2 separate regions of the Mus musculus genome follow, and region 1 is linked to region 2. A link is a loop called in an ENCODE intact Hi-C map of the cell type or tissue named here. Cell type or tissue: heart. All regions are shown on one strand. Links, peaks and the distances in the headings refer to the core of each region. The heading gives the core; the rest is flanking DNA. Region 1 overlaps Endod1 (endonuclease domain containing 1). Region 2 has its middle 47 kb from the start of Kdm4d.

Evidence for each region. A loop is a pair of places that touch in the nucleus more often than their neighbours do. Peaks named below come from ENCODE experiments on the same cell type or tissue, not always from the same donor. Only the 100,000 strongest peaks of a DNase experiment are listed, where the experiment ranks them.
Region 1: it touches region 2 in a loop (4-fold over the local background); 5 of 42 quality-filtered maps call a loop at or near these places.

Annotation. Positions count from the first base shown.
Region 1 is chr9:14,340,410-14,356,209 of GRCm38, reverse strand. It overlaps Endod1 (endonuclease domain containing 1), which reads left to right. Exons shown (of 2, transcript NM_028013.3): 2 at 1-2,220. Among named protein-coding and RNA genes, the nearest start is that of Gm34156, 21 kb to the left of the region's middle. In heart, for the core only: a CTCF peak has its summit at 7,591 (motif pointing left); no DNase peak of the experiment used is centred there.
Region 2 is chr9:14,447,211-14,459,817 of GRCm38, reverse strand. It overlaps the pseudogene Kdm4dl. Among named protein-coding and RNA genes, the nearest start is that of Kdm4d, 47 kb to the left of the region's middle. In heart, for the core only: a CTCF peak has its summit at 8,489 (motif pointing right); no DNase peak of the experiment used is centred there.

The sequences.
Region 1 (15,800 bases), core at 3,431-11,430, 100 kb after region 2:
TCCCTCTCGGTGGTAGCATCTGCTGGGGCTCTGACCTTTGCCTAGGTCTCCAGAGCTTGGTTGAGTTTAATTTTCTCCCAAAGTCAATTTTGCTGAATCACAATAAGCATTTTATGCCAAATATAACACAATAAAAATTGAATGCAGCCCCAGTTGGAGTAGAGCTGGTCCCTCCAGGTGTAGAGGAAGCAGCATGAAGCAGTGCTGTGTGTCCACAGGCATGCCTAGGGAGGTTTGGGTCAACTTAGATTACATCACTGGTTGGTGACATTAAACACAAAGATCTGCATGTTAATCTAATGTGAAACTTCATATTTTGCAGCATCTAATCCATCAAGTGAGTATTCAGGACCATAAAACAGTCTGATTTCTCTCCTGAAACAATTATTTGTTATAACTATCTAGGTAATAGAAAAAAAATGAAAAACATTCTGGTCCACTTGGGTAGAAGTATATCTCTGTACATATTTAAGAATTATTATCTCTTAGATCATTATTTTTATAGTGTGTTTGAGGCTAAAAATCTACCAGTCCTTCATTAATGCAAGTTAAATTTGAGAGCTTATTTCCAGTTTTGATCAATCACTTGTTATTTTAAATCTTGCACTAGAAATTATAACAAAAGGAGCCAAACTTGCTTTGTGGGAACCAAATATTCCCATGGTGAGAATGGATTTTCTAGTATCTTCTTCTTAGCATTCCAAAGAGTTGCTATGAAGGAGAGAGGGGCCAAGTGTTCACTTAACTTGGGGACGTGGCCCATGGTTGTCTGGAAATTAGTTGTAAAGACTTGGAGTCTAGAAAGAAACCACAGAGGGGGCAGAACACCAGCTGTTCCCAGGGAACGAATGTGTGTGGAGCCGGAATTAAATGCTGCAGGAAAAGATTCGAATAGCACCAGAGAGGACTAGCAGCAGCGAGCAAGCTTCCTTGCGGCCATGACAGCCACTGGTCGGGACAGCAGACGAGCCCTTGCTCAGGTGATGCACACCCTTTATCAAGGCTCCTGGCAGCACCTTTATGACTTTCCTCTGTCAATGGGAGGGTGAGGCTTGCCCTGGCACTGATGAGTCCCACGCAGAGGCACAAGGAGGCTGTATTGACCTTGCTCGCAGGCTAATGGAAGCCAGTCATGGTGAGCTAGGACACCCCATCACACCAGGGTGTGCCTCCCTGGGTGTAACTAGCATTTTATCACCATCAAGACGACAGGCTCTGTATCAACTGGATGTGGCATGGTTAACGAAATGCCAGGTATTCACAGGAGACATTGTGCTGACTGCATCTCAGCGAAGCCCCCTTCCCCTTTCAGTGAATAATTTGCATTCTGAGAGGCCCTAGGAGGGCACTCATTGTGCACAAACCCCTTATAAGGAATCATTTGGAAACACTCCACCCAACCCCCTGCTGCCATATTCAGCTGTCTGGTTATTTATTTTTGTGTGACTTTTTTTTTTTAATATGGGAAAGGATAATAAGGCAAATGTTTCAAACAAAACAAAACAAAACAAACAGACAAAAATATATCCTTCAGGTTAGAGGGCCGAGACCCTTCATTCTGGAGTTTCTTGTTGGCAGGGCCTCTGGTTCACTGGAACTAGCTGTATTTGTTTTTAAAGTCCTTCCAGATCTCTGGGCTGATGGCCCATCCCCAAAAGGCTACTTAGGCTTCTGACATGGAGGTTTAGGAAGTTGAACCCTGTCTTCAGCTTGGAGTTTTTGCTGTGGCTTCATTCTCTTCTCAGGCCCTTGGGGACGTTGGCCAACTTTGTCATTTGTGGAGCTGCTTTTCTAGCCTGTGCCAGCCATGTTCTCAGACACGCCGCTCTCCCTTAGTGCCTTTTCCACCCAGCGCAAACTAGGGAATGGAAGGAAGCCCAAGGAAGCTCCCTCTGCTCTTCTTCATCCATTTACCTAGCAACATGCATTCGGTCATCAAGGTTGCAGAGGTGGAAAGTGCTCCATCTATAAGGAGTTTCCAGCATGGTAGGAAAAAACATGGCACGATCCGTGCTTTGATCATGCTTTGATCATAGCAAGCACCACACGGAGAGTATTTGACCCGTTTCCTGCAGCACAGGAAGAAAACCTGCAAGATCAGGAAGATGAACACTTTAATGAGCGTGAGACAAAACCATGTTGACCGTAACTATGTACAGTGCTGTGCACCTTGCAGATGCTCAATAAAGTCGCTGCTGACAGTCACTGGTTCTGTGGGCTATATGGGAGTCACTGCTGACAGTCACTGGTTCTGTGGGCTATATGGGAGTCACTGCTGACAGTCACTGGTTCTGTGGGCTATATGGGAGTCACTGCTGACAGTCATTGGTTCTGTGGGCTATATGGGAGTCACTGCTGACAGTCACTGGTTCTGTGGGCTATATGGGGGAGCTGGTAGGGGGCATGTGAATGCTTGAAATGAGGTTTGGGGATATCTGTGACTACCTCCCTCTTCCTTTCTTTCTTTTTCTTTGTGAAGCTGGAGAGTAAACATAGCGAATGCTAGGAGAGGCCCCTACTACTGAGTTACATACCATGTCCATTTCTTCTTCTCTCTCCCTGCTTGTGGGTATGTATACATACGTGTGTTTGCATGGAGGCCAGAGGTTGAGGCCAGCTGCCTTCCTCTGTTGAACTCCACCTTGTTTTTTTTTTTTTTTTTTTTTTTTTTGATACAGGGTATTTTATTGAACCAGGAGCCCACCAACTGATTAGCACTGCCACTGAGTTCTGGGGATCTGCTTGTCTCCACTTCCCTGGCTCTGACATTATAGGTGTGTGTGTGTGTGTGTGTGTGTGTGTGTGTGTGTGTGTGTGCAGGGACAGTGCTGGAGATCTGAACTCATGTCTTCAAGCTTGTGCAGCAAGCCCTTCCTTACCCACTATGCCATCTCCCCCAGCCCATTTATTTTCTTTTTGATTCAAATCAGCTCCTGAAATTTTCAATTTGCTATTGTTTATTAAAATTTCCTGAGCTATATGTGAGGAAATAGAAACTCTGATCAGTGAGTAGGATTTAGAACTACTATTCGTATTCTTCATAAATATGAACAAAGGTCTAGTTGCTTCACGGAATCTGAATCACATAGACAATTACAGAAATGTTCCTATTTGTTTATCATGAGGAAACTCACACAGTTCAGAAAAGGCAGCCTGTGGAGGACATGGTGATCCCCTGTGGCCTGTTGTGAGACGCACCTTAGAGTAAAGCCATGAACTGTGTGTGTGCCATGTGTTGAGTACCCTATTTAACACATCACACATGTTTTACACAGTGCTACACTATAAATGGAATTATTCATCCGCATTCTGAGTTCTCATTGGCTATCTATGTTCCTCTTTTCCTAAGACCATCATTTTACCTCTAAAGGACACACTGCAAACCAGCAACCTGCTCGTGACCACTAGTGTCAGTTCAGGGTTTCAACATGAGATGCTCCCTGGAGGGAAGGAGGTCATTCCTGGAGGACAATCTTGCTCTGTAGTCCAGGTGACAGTCAGGCCTGGCTCACTAACTTATGTGCAAAAGTTGCTTAGCTCTGCTTCCTTACCTGAAAGACAGACAGACATCTGACTTTGACTTGGAGTTTCTGTAAAGATCATAATGTTTCTAGATCAAAGCTGAAAGGGCCAAGTTAAAGTATAGTAAGGGAGTCAATGTGAAACAGAAAGCAGAGGCTAGAGTGCCTCGCTGGTGTCTGTGAAAGAGCAGGCTGGAGTCTGTACAGACAAATAAGAAAACAGAGACCTGCATTTGCAGCCATGTTTAGGAAGGGAGGCAAGAGACTTTCTGGTGTCTGGCTTTGACAGGCAGTTTCCCTTCAGGCTTCTTGTCTCATGGAATCTAGAATTTTATGACAGCTGTGGCTTCTCTGGACTTTTACTTAGGTAAGAGGAACCATGCAAGTGGACACATCTTAGCTACCAGAAAGTGGTGGTCCTCACTATAAGCAAACAAGCTGTGTTCATCAGCCTCTTAGATAAGAATGACCCACAGATGAATTCATTCACCTTGCTTGGTAGGTCGCAGCAAGGCCACACCTCCTAATAGTGCTATTCACTGGGCCAAGCATATTCAAACCACAACAGTGCCTCATGTCTGGCAAGCTGGCAAACCCTGGGGCAGCATGGCCAGTTCCCAGCACCAGACAGCAGCTCCTGGTGACTCTGCTGGAGGTCGCAAGCAAGGGCATGGTCTCCCTAACTTATTTGCAGGTTGTAGATTCTCCAGGTGTCTCCTGTTCACTTTGTCCAGCAATGAAGCAGGAATGGGAGCATCCTGGAACCCCAGAGATTGAGTTTCCTTCTTGTGAGTAAAAGAAAGCTACTGCTGCATTTGTAAGCAAGAAGAGACACTAAGCAGGAGGGCTCCTTAGAGCCCTACTATTATTCTTTCTTGGCATACTTGTGCAATATGGGTTACTGGTGTAGTTAGCCAGAAGGCATTTAAGAAACTGCTCATGTTCCTTGCTCCCAGATAGTACCCCACCCAGCAGCCTGAAGCATTGCAGGACATCTCACCTCTTGGCTCTTCCTGTAGATTGCGCAGTCTGAGGAGTGTTAAAACAGTGTGTCCAGACCATCAGTGGTCTCATGAAATCTTCCCCTGGGCTGGAAACTGTTTTCCCACACAGGAGATCCTCAGTAGGTAAGTGCTGTTCTGGGATTCTTTACTGAGTGTCGGGCGGTTCCTACCTTAGGTCACCATTTTTTAACCCAGAATGTTTCTGACTCAAGGGAAGCTCTGGGTTATGAGTGCTGGGACCAAAGTGAGGGGCCTTCTAAGAGCAGGAAATTGGTCTTTAAACGTGAGAAAACTCGATAAATAAGAACACTCTGTGTGGATGACCTGAGAGAGACAAGTGGACAGAGCCACTGTAGCCACACCCGGTGCTGTGTGGGTACACGTTACATAGCTGGACTTCTGAGGGGGGCAGGGTGTCCCGTGACTTGTGAGGTTTGCTCATTTCAGTGGCTTTTTGCTGCTAGTGTGATCCTTTGAAATCAGTCTTGGGCAAGGGTTTGTCCTTGTCCCTCTCACCCCCAGCTTCTACTGATGAGCTGGCTCCCCACACTGCTATGCTGTACTCCAAGTGTGAGCATACGATACACAGACCAAGCTATATAGACATGGTCCAGCAGAAAAAGAGTTAAAAAGCTATGGTGAGGCCAAGGCAAGACAGTCACTGAGATGTACAAGTGTGGATGCTGTAGGATGGAGAAAAAGGGGAAGTCTGCAGTTTGCTTTGAGTATTTACAACTCTGCAGCCTTAGCCCAGTGCCACTAAAACCCAATCATCTCACCCCTCTTTCCTTGTCCGTTTCAATCTCTCTGTCCATACCTGACTTTCTTTGCTAATACACTAAGCAGGTGCCAAATCTCCTTGCAGATGCTTTACAGTTGGCACAGTGGAAGGGAGTGGATGTTGGTGGTATCTCGGCTCGTTGTGAACAGTGAGAAGGCATAATGTATTTCCTAAGTGTGGAAATACTGATCTGCCTCTCTAGAGACTGCATTTTGCTCTCTTCAGCAATCATAGCATAGTTTCCACCAACATGGCATCTAGTCCTAGACATTATGCCCTTAGTGTCAGGAACGTGTGTGCCCACCATACTTGGCTTCTATAAAGACGCCGGGCTTGTGTCCTTAATGAGCTCACATACTTCATCCAAGGCCACACAGGAAGGAAGTGGACTTGGGTCTTGACGAACCTGTCCACACCAGAACTCACACTGAATGCCACTAAGCATTCTCTTACCAGGGAACATCTCTCCATTCAGTATTTTAATAAATTATTCAATGCCAACTGCAGACATTTTTACTCAATCCCAAAGTCAGGGTGCTGCTAAGAATCCAGAGACTTAGATCTCAGTTGTTTATTTTTATTTCTGTTTTACTTGAAGAGTAGATTGTGATGGGGTTTTCAAAACAAATGATGTTCTTGAGAGTCTCAAGATCAATGTGGGAATTGAGATCAGGAAGCATGGTAGACCAAAGTTCCCCTTGGTGAAGCAATGGCTTTCCTGGAGTTACTGGAAGGGATACAGATGGGGGCATGCTCAAGGAGCAGGAGTGACTCAAAAGCAACTATATCACTGAAAAGATTCCACATTCATTTGATAAATAACTGCTTGGGTTCATAGCACATGCAAGTTCATAAAAAGGAAGAAGAAAAGACAACCCAAACAAAACCATTCCAGAGTCAAGCTATTGGGTCCCGGACAGAGTCAAGTTGAAGATGAAGGGATAGGTGGATAATCTGATCCATGGGCTATAAAACAAGTAACTATAGAAATCTGGAGATGCACTGCAGAGCCCCGTCTCTCCCACTTCCATTAGAAGTGGATAAGGGTACCATGGGAAACTGTTTTCTGTGTGGAGGATGGGAGGGCTCAGCCCCTGGCCAGCTGTGTAAGTGTCATGGATGGCCAGGGAACCTACAAGCATTGCCTTCAAGGGGCTAAGCAGAGGCTGAGAAGACGAGCTTTAGACAAAGCACAGGGTTCCCCCACTTCTGCTTTAAAAGGAGGAGCCACTTGCAGTCATGAAGGATTACTCTCTCTGATGGAAGCACAGCTTTCCCCTTTGGCCAGGGCCTTGGTGAACTTTCTACTGCTCTGGCAGGCAATGCTTACCTCCTGAGCTTCCTGCCAACTCTGTTGCTTATGCAAGTCCTCGATGTCCTAGCACCTACAGTCCATCTCTAGCTGGGATCTACTTCCAGCCTCTGAGGCAGATTCTATATGCGTTTGTTCATCTCCGTGCCCAGCTCTGTATTCACCCTCCACACGCAAACCACAGAAGCCCCTGGTGTCTAGGGCTTGTCCTACAGCTTCTGGGATTGTCATATCCCATCCTGTCTTCTCCAAAGCAAAGCACATACTGCTCCCAGTCTCCCCAAGGCGGAGTTCCAGGCATCTCTAAGGCACCGTTCACCTCTAAATTCTTAGAACTCTCCCCTACATTCCAGAAGAAATATTTTACTCTTTCTCTATAAGAACATTTTTTTATAATGCCAACTTTTCTGTCTTCCTGCCTAGTAAAAGGTTTGGTGATGTATAGGGCAATGTACTCTTTGAAGATGATTAAACAAATTGAGTCCCCCTCATAATACAAATACATTGTTAATTACATAAATTGTAGCACGCTGGTTAAAAAAAAAGTCTGTTTTGTGCTAACTGTAATTGCAGTCTTCCCTAGAGATATTAATAAAAGCAGTGATAAAACACTTTCAAATAGAGAGGGTAGAGGAGAAGAGCTCTGCTTTGTGATCAGAGAGATGCTCCTAAGCAAGAACCCTGAGCTTGTTCTAGGTGACTCAGGGAGGTGGCGACGGGCCCAGACTCACATGGCGTGTGTTCTGCCTACTCTCTGCAACTCAAAAGAAAAATCCAGACAAAACAATAAATCTAAATATGTCACAGATATTTATGATTGTCATTTAAAATTAGAAATTCTAATTTAGGCGAAAGAGATGTCTCAGTTGTTGAGACATGTGCTTCCAGAGGACCCGAGTTAGAGACCCAGCACCCATAGGCAGCTCCGCCTGGCCATGACATCAGTTTTGGGGATCTGGTGCCCTCTTCTGGTCTCCAGAAGAACTTCACACATGGTGCTCCTATCCATGCACACAAAACCCTTTCTAATACACATAAAATAAAACAATACAAAAAGTTTTTAACCCCGATGTTTGTTTGATACCATCTATGAGATTGTTTTAGAGATAATTTAAAGAAACTATGAAGCTCAGCTCTTTGTGTGGAACTGATAGCCTGGCAACCTCAGCAGCTGTTGCAGACACGGCTTCTGTGACTGCAACATGAACTTGTGAGGCTTTTGTAATAACTGGTTTCACCTGCTTCTGAGATCCCTGGCCTGTTAAAAACATGGTGTCAGCTGGAAACCCAAGGAGGCTGCCATTGAGTTTCTCTGATGTTGTTTTTCTGAACTCCACACAATAGTGTGTATGAGTGTGTGTGAGTGTGTGTGTGAGAGAGTGTGTGTGTGTATGTGTGTGTGTGAGTGTGTGTGTGAGTGTGTGAATGTGTGCACATGTGTGTGTGTATCTGTGTGTGTCTGTGTATGCGTGTGTGTGTGCGCGTGCGTGTGTGTATGTATGTATGTATGTGTGCATGTGTATGTGTGTGAGTGTGTGTGTGTATGTATGTGTGTATATGTCATTGGCCACTCAGTGTGTGTGTATCTGTGTGTGTGTATGTATGTGTGTATGTGTGTGAGTGTGTGTGTGTGTGTGTGTGGTGTGTGTGTGTGTGAGTGTGTGATGTGTGTGTTTCTGTATGTCTGTGTGTGTGTGTGTGTGATCTTTTTCTTGTTTTGGTTGTTCTGGGATCTGGGGCTTAATGTGGAGTTAACAAGACCCAAGGAATGCCCTGAAAGACCTCTGCTGGCTGGTGTTCCAGGGTTAGGCATGCCCCTCCTCCCTGTCTCCCACCCTTTCTCTCTTCCTCTTCCTCCTCCCTTCCTTGACAAGATCAGGAGGGACAGTGGGTATGCAAGAAGCCAGCCTCAGGAACTGCATCAAGAAGTCAAGCAGCCACTCAGGCCACAAGCTTACCAGCTGAGTATATGAGTTGTACACAGACACCTCGGCAGCAGGCTTGAGAGTGCAGGCGAGCTGCTCAGCGAGAGCTACCTTAGAGTGAAGTACCCTACTCTCAGAACACCCACTCTCTGGGCCCTTCTCTCTGCATGTGTAGAACCATGTAGAAACTGCCCACATGTTTGCCCCTGGTTTGTCTTAGTAACTTTTGTATTCTAACTCCTGACCTTGTCATTGGCCACTCTTCTTGGAGTAGATCGGGCTTAATATGAAAATAGTCAAGAAGCAACCCATCACTGACTGCAGGGAGCTACTCCAAAACTTTTTTCTGTTTAGAAAATCTTTGACTACACAGAAAGCATGTTTGGATAGGTGCCCACTAAGTATGGACTAGGAGATGCCCGATGGGTGTTGAGCAACTTGTACCTTGTAAGTAGATTGCTTTTTAAAAGGTTAGTTTTCACTGACAGAGAACCTTGTTATTCCATTGGCATGAACTATCTCATTTAATTTTTATAACACCCCCAGGAGGCAGCTTTGTGTAACAAACTTTGCCTTAGTAGCTAAAAATTACATATTGCAGATCTTGGTTTGTCAGTTTCTGGGTTCAACGGGGCTATTCTGTTGGGAGGGGGTCTTATGAAATTGCAATCAGATGGTGGCTGGGGCTGTACTCATCTGGAGGCCAGAGCGGTAGAAGCTGCCCGCTGGCATTGTTCACCGCAGCGCCCACACAGCATCTCCAAGAGCATGGGTTTCTCAGCTTCAGTCTAGGTTACCAAAGAGGACATTATAAAAGATCCAGAAACATGGCTTACCTTGTTTGGAGATCCCAGAATACTGTGCTCGGTGCAGTGGAGTGAAGTGGGGCGGCCTCTGTCCATGGATGAATGGCACCATCCTTTCTGTAAAGCATTTAGGGATGGAGAAGTGGATTGGCCACAGGAAGTCATCATTAATGTCTCATTTAGCAGGTAAGGAAACTTCAGGCTGAGGTATCCAGGTTTGATGACTTGTCTAAGTCTACTAAATCTGTACTCCCTCTGCTCTTCTGACTGCTGCAATGTTATGCAAGGAGGAGCTCTCAAACCTCAGTAACAAAGAAGCTGTTTTTTCCAGGGATGCTGTGCATGAACACATACACACAGTACATTAAAAGCCTTATAAAGCAGAGCTATGGGGCTGTAGGAAGTGCTCGGTGGTTAAAGAGTACTGACTGCTCTTCCAAGGGACTACTCTACTCCCGGGACGCACGTGACAGTTCACAGCTTGATAATTTTGGAACTTTGGTAAGAATATGATTTTGTTTTAATCCTAGGTATGGGGTATGAGGGTGCTTCAGATTGTTCATTGCCACAGACTAACCTCTTCCGGGTCTCCTATCTGCGCAGAATGGGTTTCTGGTTGTAGGTGGGCAAAGGAGTCGGCGAGAAGGAGAGGTGACAAACAGACACAACACAAGGGAGTGTGGATCTGAATGTAATTTGTCAAATCGAGTATCAAACTTTTTATATAGAAGAAAATGGGGAAGTTGGGTGACACACCAGCAAGGTACAATGAGGTTACTGGACTCTTACATAAAACAGAGGAATGCAAACAAGGGAGGACTGGCAGGAACCAACTGGGATAAAATTCAATGTTAACTGGAATAAAATTCAATGCTAAGAACTGGGAATCAAAAGCAGCCCCACCTGAGCTGGAGAGATGGCTCAGTGGTTAAGAGCACCCTCTGCTCTTCCAGAGGTCCTGAGTTCAATTCCCAGCAACCACATGGTGGCTCTCAGCCATCTGTAATGGGATCAGATGCACTCTTCTGGTGTGTCTGAAGAGAGCTACAGTGTACTCACATAAAATAAATAAATTAATTAAAAAAAAAAAGCAGCCCACCTAAGGTCCACTTAATCTTAGAAGCCAGGGCTTCATGCCCTTGCCATAGTTCCTATTCTAGTCTATTGTGTAGTCCACCTTCCCCCTAGGCCACTGTAAATACTTGTGTATGGGTGAACTCAGCTATCTATAGTTCTAAGTATCTTACTCTGGCTCCTCCTTAGATCACAAACTTCCTTCCTCCCAGATAATGTAAATTCTTGTGTAGGGCAGTGACTTAGCTATCCACGCCCAGGGTCGGCTCAAGGACTGACTGACTAGGACCAGTGAAGAATCTAACCTAGCTATATGTCAAATAGAGGCACTTATAGTAAAGCAATATTAAGGGAAAGCACACAGATCCGTTTACCGACTAAAGCAAGAACATTGGAGTATTTGTTATACAGGATGCCACGATTCCAGGAGACTAAGTTTCCGTGAACTTTTTGCCTCGGGACAGCACCCAGGTTTTTAGGGCCTGTCACGCTTATCACTGCTGGAGTGTCACTTGTCACTACTGGAGCCTTGTGCTCTAGCAGAGGCATGATTTTGCCAGCTGTAGATAGTTTTTGTGATTGTGTGATATTTGGAATTCTGGGAATTTTTGAGAAGGTATCTAACTGCTAGGACGATGCCGGCCTTCCCTGGACCCCATCCTCCAGTCTGTGTCTGGTCCAGCCTCAGCTTCTTAAGCTGTGGGGAAGCAGAGAAGATGAAAAGAAAACCAAAACTATAGAAATGGCATTAATTTGAAGAACAGATGTTGGCTCACTCAGTCCTCACGAAGGCCTGCTGAGTCTCCCAAATGCTTCAGTGGAGGAAACTGAGGGTTTATGGGTGCAAAGAAATGGGAAAGAGAAGGAAAGGAGAGGGAGACGGGGTGGGGGTGGGGGTCATGTTTATCAGGAAAGGGTGGCAACACGTTCTAAAATGTTCCCAGAACACCTATCCCTCCATCTGCACCCGATTCCCTCGACTCCTCTGTCATTGGTCCCCACTCTACCTCCCTGTCGTCTCTGAAAGCCTGAGGTCCCGAGGCTGGCACACTGTTCCTGGTAGTCATGTTTTGGCCGTGCAGTTCTCTCGGTCTCTCGTGCAAAGAGTTGAGAAGTAAGAGACCACACAGATTTGCTAGAGAAGCAAGATAATGTTGTGTGGAGCAAAGAATCAGTATAGGAAACACACAGAGACTGAGGTTACCAGTGATAGGCAGAAGGCTGATGCCATTCACTGGGCATAGAACTGGAGTTAGGGAACGCCTGCCAGGGCTCTTGGAGGTCTGGGATGGAAAGGGGGTAGTGTCTCGGCGGCTTCCCACCTCAACTCTGGGCACGTGGGAAAATGTGTGTTCATATTTCTATAGCTATGGCTGTATATTATCTACACATCTGTATCTCTCATCTACATCTGCATATGTAGGCTGCGTATCTATTTCAGTATTAGCTGCGTTTATCTATTTTTTGTTGTTGTTGTTGTTCCTAGCTAATTTCTTCAAGCCAGACTGTGCTGTGTTTGAGGCTCCTCTGCTGTTGTTGGCAGCAGACTTTGCACAGAGTTCAGAGCCTGCCTGGGGGCTCGGTTGCTCTGGCTAGTGCTGTCAGCCAAGAGTCAAGGGCTGGCACCTACTCACAGTGCAGGCAAAGCTCCACCCACTTTCCCGGGTGTGACAAGGAAGGGGCTCCCTTCTCCCTCCAGGCAGAAATCTCCCCTAAAGAGAGGGGCTTGGGGCCTGCGACATCCTGGAAGAGGTGGGAGCTCGGGGTGGAGAGGCTAGGGATGAGCCACGGAACTGGCCACGGAGGAGCATCGTCTTCCTTGAAGGCAGAGATTGCAGGGCCTCCCCAAACAATATCCTTGTCAAATTAGAGCCTCCAGTTAAAAATAAAAATGCCAGCAACAGTTCATTTTCCTCAGGAGTAGGCGCTGAATTGTTTGGTGACCTTTACACACAGTGGAGATGTAAAAACCTGCAAATTCAGAGGCCAGAGATGAGAAGGATGGAAACCCTCTGACAGGCTGGCACACACAAGCACACTCCTGCATGTGTTTCTGCACATGCACTCCTGCATGTGTTTCTGCACCCTGTGCAGGAGCTCAGAGTGAGCAGTGTTTGGTTCTGGAAGCCTGCAGCTGCTGAATATACACACAGACTGCTTCTGTATCACACATACACCCGCCTGGAAGCTCGGAGATGCTTGAGTAAAAGACCCTGGATCCCAGCAGGCCTTGGTGGAGAGAGCACCCCTGCTGGGAACTGCACTCTAGACCAGAGTCTTTCTGGGTTCTTCCCTGCTGCTGGGTTCCCCTGGACACCCACAAGGCACTGCAGATCTAGGCCAAAGTATTTGTGCCCAGCTGTGATGAGTGGCCAGGCTGGCTCCTGGTATGTCTGAGGAGGGCAAATTATGTGAGTCCCAGCGTCCTCTGTCCTCCCTGCCCGTTTGCAGCTCTGGAGATAGGTGGCAGGAGTGTGAGATTGAAAGGCTAAGCAAGGCAGGTAGGACAGCTAGCACAAACTCTTTACTCTTTTGTTTTCCTTTTCTTTGGATCAGAGCCTTGGGGCGTAGAGGGTTTCCCAGAAGAAACCCACAACCCTAGTTCTTCAGGATCCTCTGGGCTCCCAGATTCCAGCCTGTGGAGAGCCATGTTGCGTCCCAGGGTGCCTTTCTGCTCAGCCCAGTGTATGCCTGCCCACCCTGAGGGTCCTCACCTTGGCAGCCTAAGAAGGCTGGTGGTGGGAACCACATCAAAGGCTTCTTGCAAATTGCATCTAGAAAGTGCCTCTAGCGTTGGTCCACAGGTCTGCCTGGTGGCAAGCCCTGGGGGAAAGAAGCAAGAAGGCAGTTCTCTCAGCCCAAAAGTTAGGTGTAGCAAAGGTGCAGTTATATTCTTTGTAGCAAAAGAACAGTTTGGCAAGCCGGGCAGTGATGCTGCACACCTTTAATCCCAGCACTTGGGAGGCAGAGGCAGAGGCAGGTGGATTTCTGAGTTCAAGGCCAGCCTGGTCTACAGAGTGAGTTCCAAGACAGCCAGGACTGCACAGAGAAACTCTATCTTGAAAAGCAAAAACAAACAAACAAAAAACCCAAAAACAAACGAACAAAAAACAAACAAACAAACAAACAAAACAACAACAACAAAAGAACAGTTTGGCAGCCTGCTAGTTTCTTCCAAGGTGGCCAGACATCACTTGGAATGCCACAGTGTCCTTTTTACTGTGGAGCGTGAGCAATCCTGTGCCACCTGGGAGCCCCTAGACCATAGGGTTGTTCTCTACACCCTTGAACAGTGAGTGCATTTCCTAGGCTTGCCTGCAGAGGGCATGCTTGTTCCAAGTTTCTAAGTGTGTACCTGGGCATCTCTCCTCCCCTTACCACTGGTGAGGTGGGACTTGGGCATCTTCCAGGTTAAGCTCCATCTCCATCTTTTCTACGTGGTTTCTCTTTCCTCCCCTTCTCAGGTCAGCATGGGGCATCCTTCAGTGGTTGTAACAGGTGATGGTCTCCAAAAGGAAGTTACTGTCCTTGTCACTCACTAGCAGACCTGGTGCAAACTGCCTGTGTGGAGGGGACTGTTCTTCTGTCCCTCCTTACCTTTAAGAACTGTTAATGTTTTAAGTAGCTAAAAAGTCTCCAACAAGAGGAACAGAGAAAATCTGTATGTAGTACATGTGTGCATCCGTGTGTGTGTGTGTGTGTGCATGTGTGTGTGTGTTGCACGTGAGAGTGACTTCCTTTGTGCAGAGTGGAACCTACTATGTTCCAGTTAAGGATACACTATTGGGCCTATGGTCAGATACTGAATGTCAAACTCTGCTGGAAAAATGCAGTTGTCTAGGGCTCCTCAGGCATGGGACAATTTAATGTATGATACAGGCATGGTGGACAGTAGGTTTAATGTGAGATACGGGCATGATGGATGGTAGGTTTAATGTGTGAGTAGCACAGAGCCTTTCTTGGGTATTTGAGGAGCAGATGGAAAAAGCTGAAGGCCTGAGTAGTGATGAGTATGTGTGTGTGTGTGTGTGTGTGTGTGTGTGTGTGTGTGTGTGTGTGTGTGTGTATGTGTGTGTGTGTGTGTGAGAGAGAGAGAGAGAGAGACAGAGACAGAGACAGAGACAGAGAAGGGATTTGAACCATGAGAACAATGCTAGATATAAAAGATCTCCTGAGCCATGCAGTGGTGGCGCACGCCTTTAATCCCAGCACTTGGGAAGGAGAGGCAGAGGCAGGCAGATTTCTGAGTATGAGGCCAGCCTGGTCTACAAAGTGAGTTCCAGGACAGCCAGGGCTACACAGAGAAACCCTGTCTCGAAAAAAACCAAAAACCAAAAACAAAAGATCTCCTGACCCATGATGAGCATGTGTATCGAGAATGTCTTTGAGAAGGATGCGGTGGCCCTAACCAAGATTAAAAAACTTTGAAAAGGAGAGTAAGGGGTTTAATCTGGGAGACTTGTGAAAAGCAACTAAAACCCTTGATAAAGCAATTAGCTGCCTGCAGGGCTGGCTGGAAGTGGAAAGTGAGTCTGTTAGGATACTTATGTGGGGCTGGAAGGACTTTCAAGACCACAGTGATTGGTGGGGAACTTGAGGAAACCCACGCTCTAGTGCAGTGGTTCCCAGTCTGTGGCTCTCCACCCCTTTGGGAGTTGGATTGGACAGCCTGCCTATCAGATATTTACATTACAGTTCACAACAGTAGCAACGTTACAGTTCTGAAGTGGCAATGAAATAATTTCATGGTCAGGGGTCACCACAACATGTGGAACTGTATTAAAGCGCCCCAGCATTCAGCAAGCTGAGAACCACTGCCCTCGAGTTGGTTTACACACCTATTATTTGTGGTTCAAAAGGAACTGTTTAGACATTGTGTAAGCATCACTCCTAAAACTGACATGTAGAAACATTAATGCATTAGAAGGGCAAATCACAAACTGCCTTCTGTTTGGGGAAAAAGCCTGGGTAGTCTATCCCAGAGCCATTAGTATGTAGAGAAACTGGGATTGTCCAAGCCCAAGCCATGTAGGCCAAAGGGCGGTGCTGGCAAAATCGGTATTCTATCACCCTTTGCTCAAAATAACCAGGCAGGCAGTAAGGAAGGGACATGGCTTTCCCAGCATGGGCATGGCAGGTAGCGTGGCCAGGGCTCACTGTTACACTCAGAGATAGGAGTAGAGAGATGTCCTCCTGATCGACTAATAGTAGTCATGGGGGGACAGAAGTCCCTTGTCTAATTCAGGAGTTGCATCTCTGTCTAGGGCTACTGCTTGGCCTGTGCCACAGAACCCTAGTCAGCTGCCTTCAGAACTGCTCACAGCACCCCACCTGCCTACTCCACGGCCGACGGAGCCAACCTCTCAACGCCACTCCA
Region 2 (12,607 bases), core at 4,550-12,549:
ATAACCTACCCCCCCCACTCCCCTGCCCACCCACTCCCACTTTTTGGCCCTGGCATTCCCCTGTACTGGGGCATATAAAGTTTGTAACTCCAATGGACCTCTCTTTCCAGTGATGGCCGACTAGGCCATCTTTTTATATATATGCAGCTAGAGTCAAGAGCTCAGGGTTACTGGTTAGTTCATAATGTTGTTTCACCTATAGGGTTGCAGATCTCTTTAGCTCCTTGGGTACTTTCTCTAGCTCCTCCATTGGGGGCCCTGTGATCCATCCAATAGCTGACTGTGAGCATCCACTTCTGTGTTTGCTAGGCCCCCGGCATAGTCTCACAAGAGAGAGGTCTATCTGGGTCCTTTCAGCAAAATCTTGCTAGTGTATGCACTGGTGTCAGCTGATTATGGGATGGATCCCAGGATATGACAGTCTCTAGATGGTCCATCCTTTCGTCACAGCTCCAAACATTGTCTCTGTAACTCCTTCCATGGGTGTTCCCAATTCTAGGAAGGGGCAAAGTGTCCACACTTTGTTCTTCGTTCTTCTTGAGTTTCATGTGTTTAGCAAATTGTATCTTATATCTTGGGTATTCTAAGTTTCTGGGCTAATATCCACTTATCAGTGAGTACATATTGTGTGAGTTCCTTTGTGATTGGGTTACCTCACTCAGGATGATGCCCTCCAGGTCCAACCATTTGCCTAGGAATTTCATAAATTCATTCTTTTTAATAGCTGAGTAGTACTCCATTGTGTAGATGTACCACATTTTCTGTATCCATTCCTCTGTTGAGGGGCATCTGGGTTCTTTCCAGCTTCTGGCTATTATAAATAAGGCTGCTATGAACATAGTGGAACATGTGTCCTTCTTACCGGTTGGAACATCTTCTGGATATATGCTCAGGAGAGGTATTGCGGGATCCTCCGGTAGTACTATGTCCAATTTTCTGAGGAACCGCCAGACTGATTTCCAGAGTGGTTGTACAAGCTTGCAATCCCACCAACAATGGAGGAGTGTTCCTCTTTCTCCACATCCTCGCCAGCATCTGCTGTCACCTGAATTTTTGATCTTAGCCATTCTGACTGGTGTGAGGTGGAATCTTAGGGTTGTTTTGATTTGCATTTCCCTGATGATTAAGGATGTTGAACATTTTTTCAGGTGCTTCTCTGCCATTCGGTATTCCTCAGGTGAGAATTCTTTGTTCAGCTCTGAGCCCCATTTTTAATGGGGTTATTTGATTTTCTGGAACCCACCTTCTTGAGTTCTTTATATATATTGGATATTAGTCCCCTATCTGATTTAGGATAGGTAAATACTCTTTCCCAATCTGTTGGTGGTCTTTTTGTCTTATTGACGGTGTCTTTTGCCTTGCAGAAGCTTTGCAACTTTATGAGGTCCCATTTGTCGATTCTCGATCTTACAGCAGAAGCCATTGCTGTTCTATTCAGGAACTTTTCCCCTGTGCCCATATCTTCGAGGCTTTTCCCTACTTTCTCCTCTATAAATTTCAGTGTCTCTGGTTTTATATGGAGTTCCTTGATCCACTTAGATTTGACCTTAGTACAAGGAGATAGGAATGGATCAATTCTCATTCTTCTACATGATAACCACCAGTTGTGCCAGCACCATTTGTTGAAAATGCTGTCTTTTTTCCACTGGATGGTTTTAGCTTTTTTGTCAAAGATCAAGTGACCATAGGTGTGTGGGTTCATCTCTGGGTCTTCAATTCTGTTCCATTGGTCTACTTGTCTGTCACTATACTAGTACCATGCAAGGGTAAGGTTTTTAAGTATATGTGTTGACATGCTCCCGTTAACAAGAATGATTAGCTGGAAGCAGAACTGTAGAAATTAAAATCCAAGGGTAGAATATTTAGAGATTTCCCCAGAACTATAGACTTTGATATTTAAGGTCATTTCCATGTTGAGAGATGGTGCTGTCTACATGTTGAGTTTTACAAATGGTCCTTCAATCAAAGGATCAGTTGTGTTAAGGTCTGGGAGTTGATATTTCTCGCTGGTTCTAATGAATGAGTGGTCTTAATGAATCAGAATGTGAATTAAAGACCCAGCCAGTACCAATAGCAGAGAAGCTAACCAGGGAACCAAGAGATCAGAGCCTGGTACCCATGATCTGATTTATATCTTTGTCTCTTTTTCGTTTGAGGTTTTTTCCAACCATGGCAAAATGTTTTCTAATTCTTCATGACTACTTTTCTCATGAGAGGTAGGGCTAAGCCTCTCCAAACTTGTCGGACCATTTCAGTAAGGAATCTAACTTGTTTTAACAGATGCAGAAGCTTTTAATAACTCTAGGTCCTGATAAACCTCTCTATTTAGTTTGGAAAGCTTCAGAAGAGGCTCATTTAGGCAAATCATCAGTACCCTGCCAAACAAATGGTCTCAGAGATGATGTCCAGATGAGCCACTGAATGAAGAGAACAGCAGGAATCTGCCAACAGAAGGAGACCACAGGACTAAAGGTTTTGGACATTACACAAGTGTGGGTCCCTTATAAATCATCTAATATTAGCTTAAACATAGGGGCTTCCCTATTCACAGATTTGCCAGTTTGTTGTTGATGGTCTGGTTAGTTCTTAAACCTATGTAGTGTTGGGGCTAGGGAGTCTAAGCATGATCAGACGTCCTGGCCTTATGTTTTCCTGAGGGCATGAGATTTTTCAGACTTTGCTACCGTGCCTCAGTATCTTCAAAAAAGTTTAAGCTCAAAACCTAAAGAAAATATAGAGTAATCCAGTAATCCTTGCATAATTCAATCAAAGAAAATACTGAGATGAAATTGAGGTAAACACAAGGAAATGTAAATATTACAATTCCAAGTAAAGTCAAATACAGGTAAACAAACAAAAAAATTTTTCTGAGCTGTGATGGGAAAGACAGGCTTTAGAATAATTGAATCTCAAACAAAAGCACTTGGGGTGGCTGGAAGATCGGGAGTTCAAGGCCATAATCCGCTGAACAGTAAGTTCCAGGACTACACTGCTAGTTGAGAAATCAAGTGTTTAGCCATTCAAAGTGAGGAACTGGTGAATTACTATCAAAGCTAGCAAAGTACAACGGAATTGAATGCAGCTATCAGGACAGAACCTTCCCATCTTGAGGGAGCAGCACAGACAGGAAAGCCCTGTAAAGGTTTAGGAAAGATGGTTAGAAGGAAAAATTAGGAGATCGGGCAAATAATGTCCAGGTAGCCGTGACTGACTTACAGGTCTACTTAGGATTGAATCTTAGGGACCACTAGTAATTTCCAGATGAGCAAATACCCACAAGATCCAATAGCAGTACCATGTAGTATTACTTCCCCTTTTTCATTTGTTCTCTGTTTTGGATTTTGAGATGGGATTTCCTACGTATCAGTCCTGAAACTGACTTTGTAGGCCTAGTGTCTCTGTCTCCCTCTGCCTCTGCCTCTCTCTGCCCCCTCTCAAGCTCTCTCTCTCTCTCTCTCTCTCTCTCTCTCTCTCTCTCTCTCCCTTTCTGCCTCTCTGCCTCTCCTCTCCCTCTGTGGTATCTACGTCTAGAATGCTGGGATTAAAGGTGTGTGCCAGCAAGCTCTGTTTACTTGGATGTTTTTAGTATTATCTTTCCGTCTGCTTCATTGTGGGCAAACTTGTGCTCAAACTGATTCTATGACTTTAAATATTTTTGTATCTCAATACTGATAAAAGTTGAAATATATATGCATTGCCCTCACCCTGTCTTTTTGAGATAAGGTTTATCCTTGTAATCCTGACCGTTCTGGAACTGAATCTGTAAACCAGGCTGTTCTCAAATTCATAGATCCACCTGCCCCTGCCTGCAGAGTGGGATTAAAGGCGAGGCGTGCAACCCAATGCCTAGCAAAAAGGCATTCACGTTCCTGTGTTTGTGCTAGTTTCTGGTTAAATAATTATCATTGTCTAAGTGTTCAGAACTTGAGGACCCTGCGATTTTCTTGTGTATTTCACGTTTAGAGGTGGTGGGGCAGAGGTAAAGTATGTCCAGCAAGAGCACAGACATGTTCTCTGTGTCTCACTTCTCTCATGCTCTGTCATGTGCTCCCAGTTAATGCTGAGGAATTCTAAAATAGTCTTATAGGTTCTATGAGCAGTTAGTGTTACAATATTGCTATTATAGAATTCTTTCTTCAACATATTCCTAGTTTGGCATGTCTCACATTGGGATTGTTTACATTCAAAGGAATCTGGGTGGGGCTATGTCAGCTGATAGGCAGTGATAGGTTGAGACTCCAGAGGGTGGGCAAGCACTCATTGCCTCAGGTCTTGATGGCTATAAAAGAAGAAGCCGTGAGGCTCCAGGCTCACAGGAAGAGCAAGTCCTCCAGGAGAAAGCTGCTCTCTGGTGTTGGATTGCCTTCTCCCAGGTCTCCATTGCATTGGTGCTGGGTAAGTCCTATCTCTCTTCACAACTTTTGGAAATTTGTTCTTGTGAGAAAATGACTAGTGGTAATAGTTGGTAAGATTCAATTATTCTACAAAGCATTGGAAAATGCTGGTCAGTCTGTGGCTTTCGTGTGCCAGCTTCATCTGAGAGTTATCTGTGCTCCTTTCTCATGAATGTGGCTCTGAGATCTGATTACTATTGGGCAGCAACTAGAGATGAGATCTGGGGATGGGTTCGAACCTGTAGAAAGAGTTTATTAGCTTTCAGGCATGCACACTGGGTGCTGGGGATCCAGTGTAGCACTGAGGTATTCTCAAGAGAACTTCTTTTGGGGGTAAATCTCTCTCTCTATGGAGCACAGTGGACTCAAAGCAAAGGCAGAAAGTCTAGCCACTCTTTGTAATAGTTTCTATCAAGGTCCTGGTTATTTATCTTAACTTGGGTAGAAACTCTTAAGGTCTATATCCGAAAGGAGAATTGTGATGTATGCCTAAACTTCAGCTTTTAACTGGGAGGTTTTTAGCTGTGAAAGCCAGGCCATTTTCTGATCCCACTGTTCTGGGAGGGCAAATGGGAAGTTCCTGGAGGATCCTCTCAGCTAGTGAGCATCTTCAGTGAGTGGAGATGGGTATAGGCTGCCTAGTTTGGATTTACCAGAGGACAGGCAGACCCAGCTTCTGGCTGAGACATCATTCCTTGCATCCTCTTTGGCCTAGGTGTGACTAGAAACAGAGACCATGCTTTGTGGACCCCAGATGAGGAACTTTGCGAAGTCCAGTTACAAGAGTCTCTCCAGTTATTTTGAGGATGATCGTTCTCTCTGGTGTCCTCTGCCAGCCTGGGCTGCAGCTCTCCATTGTTTTTCTTTTTCCAGTATTTTCCTCTTGGTTGTGCTGTTGAGTCTCAGGCAGCACCAGGTAGTGGTTTGTCACCAGGATCTCAATAGGCCTCACTGGTCTTAGGGCCATTTGTCAGGAGCCAGCTCAGTGGCCTGGTAACACACTGACATCATCTTTCTGATGTCCTTTTCCCCCATTGTTGTGAAGTCCTCTTTCTCTATACATATGGGTACTTATATGGTAGGAATAGCATAGCAGCTGTCCCATGTATAAGGTGGTGTGCCTTTCTTTTCTCTATCTGAGAGCCTGGATTAAATCAATCAGTTCTTCTCTCTGGGCTGAGATGCCTGGCCTGGGCTCAAATAGTTCCAGTTAAAGTAAGGACTGCAGCACCCTTGTACCTAATGTCACCTCCCCTGACGTGACATTCATAAATGAGCACCTGCAGATTGTTAGCAGGCAAGAGAGTAGCAGGGTCGATGACAATCATCTAGGAGAAGGGTCAGGTACTGGGTCCCACTGGCATTAGGCAGTAAGAATTCTGTTGTTCTCCGGAAGAGGCCTCAGCTGGTTTGTGGGGTGCTGTGGTCCAGATTAACTGGTGTTTGTTTTTGATTTTTGTTTCCATTAGAGTAGGGAGAAAAACACCCAGCTCTTAGATAGATGGGTCATTCTATGACTAACAGAGTCCAATCCTTGCAACACTTTGGGGTAATACCTCTTTCTGTGGCCTTGGTCTGGATTAGAGGCTTAGTGCTCCCCACCCCCCACCCCCCTCTGGCTTATATGTAGAAGGGTTCTTATTCCCCAAAAAACTGGTACCCAGAGACAGCCATACTCTGAGACAGCTAGAAAGACTCACAGCTGTCTTTAGTCTTTGTAGGTAGAATCAGAAGGCTGGCAGCCATCCTCTGAGACAGCTGCCTTTTTCCAGCCCTCAGCTGGAAGCCAAGACAGGCAGCCTCTGTTGTACAAAGCTGAGCTTTCTGCCCAGCATTCTGGAACCCAAAGTCAGCAATTCTTGTGGAAGTTTCTCAGTCACCCTTTTATAATCTAGTTCAGTTTTAGAGACTAGGAGGCAGTCATTTACATAGTGTAAGAATAGGTCCTGAGAAACCACTGATGGATTTTGCCCATCTCCCCAAGAATCGTTGTTATATGATCCATCAGTGTTTGTTCCTTGGAGAGAGGACTTTCATCTAGGATATATTTTTGGACAAATGGCAAGACAGGAAGTGTTCCTGGCTCTGTGTAAATCTAATTGCATCTTGTCGTCAAAGCAGGTGATGCTGGCTTTCAGTTTGGGCAAAATGTCTCCTCCCAATCATTTCTGCTATTAAACACCTTCTCGTGGTAACTGGAACCTACTTAGAATGTTATGTTTTTGTATACTTATTTTTAAAACTGTTTTACCTAAGATCTGCAGTCAACTGGGTGACAAAGGAAACCTTTTTTTTTTTTCCTTGAAGTACCTTCTTCAATGCAGACCTAGTGAAAATTATCTCCAGTCTTGCTGGCTAGTGTTGGGCACAAGGGAAAGCTCCGGTCCAGGCTGGGTTATATGGCAACAATCCCTTTGCTTACCCAACCTGTGGGGAAGTGTTTCCACTTCTCTCAGAGAGCAGTGAGTGTTGAGTTCTCCAGCTATACTTGTCAATGGTAGAAAAGGAAAGAGAGAGAGAGAGAGAGATGGAGCTTTGTCCTCCAGGCTCAGCCAGAGGAGCTTCCCCCTTCCCTGGGGGCTGCTTAGAGCAGACAGGGGGCAGAGGACATGCTCACTGGGGGACCAGTTTTTCCATCCTGTGTACCTTCCAATTAGAAGGCAAGGGGCAGAGCCAGCGGTGGTGGTACACGCCTTTAATCCCAGCACTTGGGAGGCAGAGGCAGGCGGATTTCTGAGTTTGAGGCCAGCCTGCTCTACAAAGTGAGTTCCTGGACAGCCAGGGCTACACAGAGAAACACTTTCTCAAAAACAAAACAAAACAAAACAAAACAAAACAAAACAAAACAAAACAAAACAAAAACAAAAGAAGGCAAGGGGTCTGAGCCTCCCCAATTCCCATACAGTGACCAAGGGGGACCAAGCGTGTGTGGGAATCAAGTGAGTGCTCCAGGAGTGGTACAGGGACTGTGCTTCATAGAAGCTGTTTTTCAAGGTAAAAAGTTCTGAGCAAGAAGAGGATGCCCTGGGAAATCAAGCCAGCAAGGCTTCTCTTTCCTTACATTTTCTTGTCTTTTCTTTTTATTATAGAGATTGGAAGGGTCTTGCTACATAGATAAGGGGCTGCTCATACCTGTTAGTCTCCTGAGAGCCATATTTAATCTTTAAAATGTTATCTTGTCCACCAGGAAACCAAAACCATAGGAAAAGAAAAGAAGGAACGAAAGAAAGAACTTAAGGACAGATAAGAGACTGAAGAAAATCCAACAGGAAGGCAGGGGAAGCTTACACAGAGAGAGACTAAAAGGTTCCTCTGAAAAGCCCAAAGCTCCAGACAGTCAGGACCCCAGGCTGAGCTCCTGAATTGCTGTGGCCATGACAGCCACTGAGCAGGATGGGTCCCAGAACCCAGGCTGTACAATCATGACCTTCTGCCCAAACATGGAAGAGTTCTCAGACTTCAACAAATACATTGCCTACATGGAGTCCCAAGGAGCACACCGAGCTGGACTGGCCAAGGTCATCCCACCCAAGGAGTGGAAAGGCAGGCTGTCCTATGAGGATGTCATGGCTATGGCAATCCCCACTCCCCTGCAGCAAGTGGTCTCTGGGCAGGCAGGCGTGTTCACCCAATACCATAAGAAGAAGAAAGGCATGACAGTGGGGGAGTATCGTGAGCTGGCCGACAGCAAAAAGTACCAGACCCCACCACACCTGGATTTTGAAGATTTGGAGCGAAAATACTGGAAGAATCGCCTGTTTGGGTCACCGATTTATGGTGCTGACGTCAGCGGCTCCCTGTTTGGTGAGAACACTCAACATTGGAACATGGGCCATCTGGGAAGCCTTTTGGATGTGTTGAAGCAGGATCACGACATAGTGATTGAGGGTGTCAACACGCCCTACCTGTACTTTGGCATGTGGAAGACCACCTTTGCGTGGCACACGGAGGACATGGACCTGTACAGTATCAACTACCTACACTTTGGGCAGCCCAAGACCTGGTATGCTGTGCCCCCTGAGCATGGCAGGCGCCTGGAGCGCCTGGCCAGGGAACTTTTCCCTGGCAGCTCCCAGGGCTGCCAGGCCTTCCTGAGGCACAAGGTGGCGCTCATCTCACCCACTGTGCTTAAGGAGAATGGCATCCCCTTTGGTCGCATCACCCAGGAGGCTGGGGAGTTCATGGTCACCTTTCCCTATGGCTACCACGCAGGCTTCAACCATGGCTTCAACTGCGCAGAGGCCATCAATTTTGCCACCCCAAGGTGGATTGACTATGGCAAGGTGGCATCTCAGTGCAGCTGTGGGGAGGCCAGGGTGAGCTTCTCCATGGACGCCTTTGAAGGCCTCCTGCAGCCTGAGAGCTATGAGCTGTGGAAACAGCAAGGGGATCCTGGAGCTATGGACCACCTGGAGCTCACCTCCTGCCCTGGGAAGGAGCTGACCCCTGGGACCTACACACTGGATCAAGGGAAGCCCACTTCAACCCGGAGGCATTACCATTCGGGACCCCTCAGGAGTCGGGTGAGCAGAGGCCACAACAGCTGTCCTTACACAAAGGTGCCCTCAAAGTCCCTGTACCTTTTCCCATTCAGGCTTTTGGCTCCTCAATCTACTCCGCAAGGGACAGGATTCTCCAAGCAAGCTTCTGGAGCCTCTGGGATCCCTGTCGATCCTGTTAATGTTATAGCTGTGAACTACCCACAGGCCTGTAGAATCTTGGATAGGAGCCCCAAGTCTCCCTGCCGCTCACGGTGGTGGACATGAACTAAGTACATGCAGGATCACCTCCCAAGTCTGAGGCCATTTGGTCACAAGTGGATATTCCTGATCACTTGGACAAACAGGTGTCCAAGTTGTTGACAAATCAAACTCTCCTTTGGATGATGCATTTGAGTCTCCTTTTGGTTTGCCCAGGATCTCCTTCAGAATTCATGCAGAAGGTGGATCTCCAAGGTCTTGTGCCATTGCATGAAGAGAAAGAGCTACCAGCTCTTTATCTTCTGAGAGTATCCTGCCATTCACCAATCTCAGACTTAGCTACACTCAAAAGGAAATGCGTGTGCTGAGGCTACTCAATGCTTTCTCCTACTCTGCCCACTGAACCTCCATTGACTTGAACGTCCCACAGTGGCATGCCACAGTGAGAGAGCAGGTCAGGCTCTCAGCACCCCAGTGTCTGGCCACATTCACCCTGAAATCATTGTCTTCAGAACATCAGAAAGGACCTGCAAGAGACCCAGAAGAGTTCACTAACTGTGACTTTTCCCTCATAGAAGCAGGGAGGGAGGTGAGACCTAGAGGCTGCAGGCTGCTCCCTTCTGTATTTTCCAGACATTTGGATGCAATGCTGTTCTAATTATCTTATAGTCTCAGTGGGGCTAGAGATTAGACAGTGTGGCAGGTTTACATAAAGGGGGGGGGGGGAACTCCACATGTGAGGACATGAGTAACCTGCTCTTCACACAGGGTAACCAGGCTCTTAAGGACAGGCATTTTCTTATTACTTACTTCAATCCCAGACTCTGTAAGTAGACCCAAGAAATAAATATATTAGTTCCCTAACTAAAGTGTGGTTAATACTTTAGCATGTATTTTTGGGTTCAATAAGGGAAGGTAGAGGCTAACTCTGCCAAGGGCAGAAATTCTTCAATATGTCCTTGTCTTAGTCTGCATGGGCCAGAGACTCCATTTGTCCCTGTCACTCAGCTCTCCCCACAGCCTATACCTCTTGTCTTGAGGTTCCGTGAGCCAGCTTCCACTATCACATGGCCTATCACATGGTAGTCCCATCACTATGAGATAGGCTCATTTTTAAGTTCTACCCTGGCTTCCTAGAGACAGTGCCACAGCCTCTGTAAGCCCAGTAGCCCATCCCATGATCGGATCTTTGTTTAAAATTGAAGAAAGGAAGAAGAAAGCTGATGTTGGCCTGAAGTTCTCAATGCAGAGCAGGAAAGGACTGGATCTCTGCTTCCCTGACAAGGTGGGATCTTGGTGCAGCTGTGGGGAGGTCAGGGTGAGCTTTGCCATGGATACTTTTGTGTGCTTTCTGCAGTCTGAGAGATATGTGTGGAGAAATGGGAAAGGACTGTGGTGCTGTGGTCCCTGGGGAAGCCACAAATTTGGACAGGCAAGCTGTAGCCAGTGCCATTGAGGCCCCAGCTGAAAAGCAATCTTCATTGGGCCGGAATTCCCTCACCAGTTTACCTGATCTGCCTTCTCTTGGGTCTGAATTGGAGACTAGGGGGATCCATTGGGGGACCCCAGTGTGCCAACCTCCCTGTAGCCCCGAGAACTTCACGGTCATTGGGGGTTGCTTCAGATTCCCAAGACCTTTGCTTTTCTCCAGACTCCCAGCTACCCGTGGTGTTTACAGCCGTGGTTCCCGTGTTTGTCTGCAATATAGATTAGTCTCCTCCTCATAGGGAAGGTGAATATTGGGTGGAGACCTGTCCCCCAACTACCCCCAATCCCAAGGGAAAACATTTCTTGGGGGCAGGGTTGTGTCTCTGACCCCGTGCTTAGCATTTTGGTTTCTGAAGAAACCTGTTTCGATCCCACCTGGGCAGGGTTCGTTTGCAGTGTTTGTTGGGCTCTGGAGGGTTGAGGAGCAGCACCTGGATGATGTAGTTCACGTACCTGATTTAAAGAAGGGCTGTCATTGGATTGCAGTGCCCTGAAACACCCTGACAGGTTTTCTCTGGGAGCACATAATGCCACCATGCCTCTGGTGGGGATGCATGGCTCTAAAGAGTGAGGGCAGACCTGTAACCCTGAAACACTAGGCCTCCTGGGTACTGGCCCCATAGCACCTGGGCTCTTCCAATGTCTTGCATTCTCTTTGTGATGTCTGCTATTTCAAATAGATGGAGGTATACCCTTGAGCAGTCTGACATTGTGATCACCATCTTTGAAATATATTTCGAACATGGCTGTGCCTCTGATGTCCCTCTGAGAACCAGAGATACCCTAGCAACTGTAGTTCTGATTTGGGCCTGCATCTTGGTGACTCCTACCTCTTTTCTTTGCCGTATTCAGTTCCCTGAACCTTCATGTTTCAAAGAACACCTGATAAATTCTCCTATTTTGACATTCAGAGTCCCTGTGTCCACTCTTGTAGACTTCCCCACCCACTGGATGTCCCAGCATATTCCTCGTGTGCCTGTGACTCCTGGAAAGGGTCTGTTGTCATGTCACCTCCCCTATTCGTTGCCCCTGGGACAATACTCCTGAGCGTTGGTGGTTCATTCCCATTGTCACTTGGACTAACTGTGGTTGATGTTGAGATCCTGGGCTGGATTCATTCTTAATAACCAAGGGACCTTTGCATCAGTTACCCTGGCTTCCTTAAGACCATGTCACATTCCAAAGAGAGCCCAGGATCCAATCTCACTGCCCCATCTCACACACCCTGTACATCCCTGACTGTCAGATTCTGAAACTATTCATTATTGAGTCAGTTGTGACTCAGAGAAACCTCATAATGACTGATCTTTAATAAATGGTTTCCTTAAATGCATGTGTGAAAGCTATGAATTGAGATTTGAAATATTGGAGACTCGTTTGAAATTAGAAGTTTGAGGCTGTAGAGCTGCCCAATAGGAAAGAGTATCTATTACTCTTTCAGGGAACACAAATTTGGATCTCATGAATCCCAGTACCCATGATAAATGCCTCATGATGAACTTGCACTTGAGCACATGCCCATGAACACACACGCACATGCACACACACACAAACACACATAAACACGTGTGCACACAGACATACAAAACAAAAACAAAGCAGCCTACGCTGGGCGTGGTGACACACAGATCTCAGATGTAAGACCAGACTGGAGCCTGGTCTATAGAACCAGTGTGAGGTCAGCCAGGTCTACACAGAGACACCCTGTCTTGAGAAACAAACAACCAAACAAACAAACAAATCACATTGGATTGTAAGTCAGTCTGCTGGGGCTCAGTAACAAGCACCTACACTTTATTTGTGAAAGCTGGGTGAGACACTGTGTAACACATCAACTTTGAGAGGTCATCTGTGACTCTCAAGTGGCTTTAATCTTTTTTGTGACTACTTCTTTGTGAGGAGTAATCTAGCGGTCAAGAGTCAGACATTTATTTTGCAAGAAATGGCAGAGGGGCGGAGAGTGTGAATGTTCAGCTTCCTCTAGAGTTGGCCTTGAGCATGGGAGATCAGTGCTGAGCAGCCTCA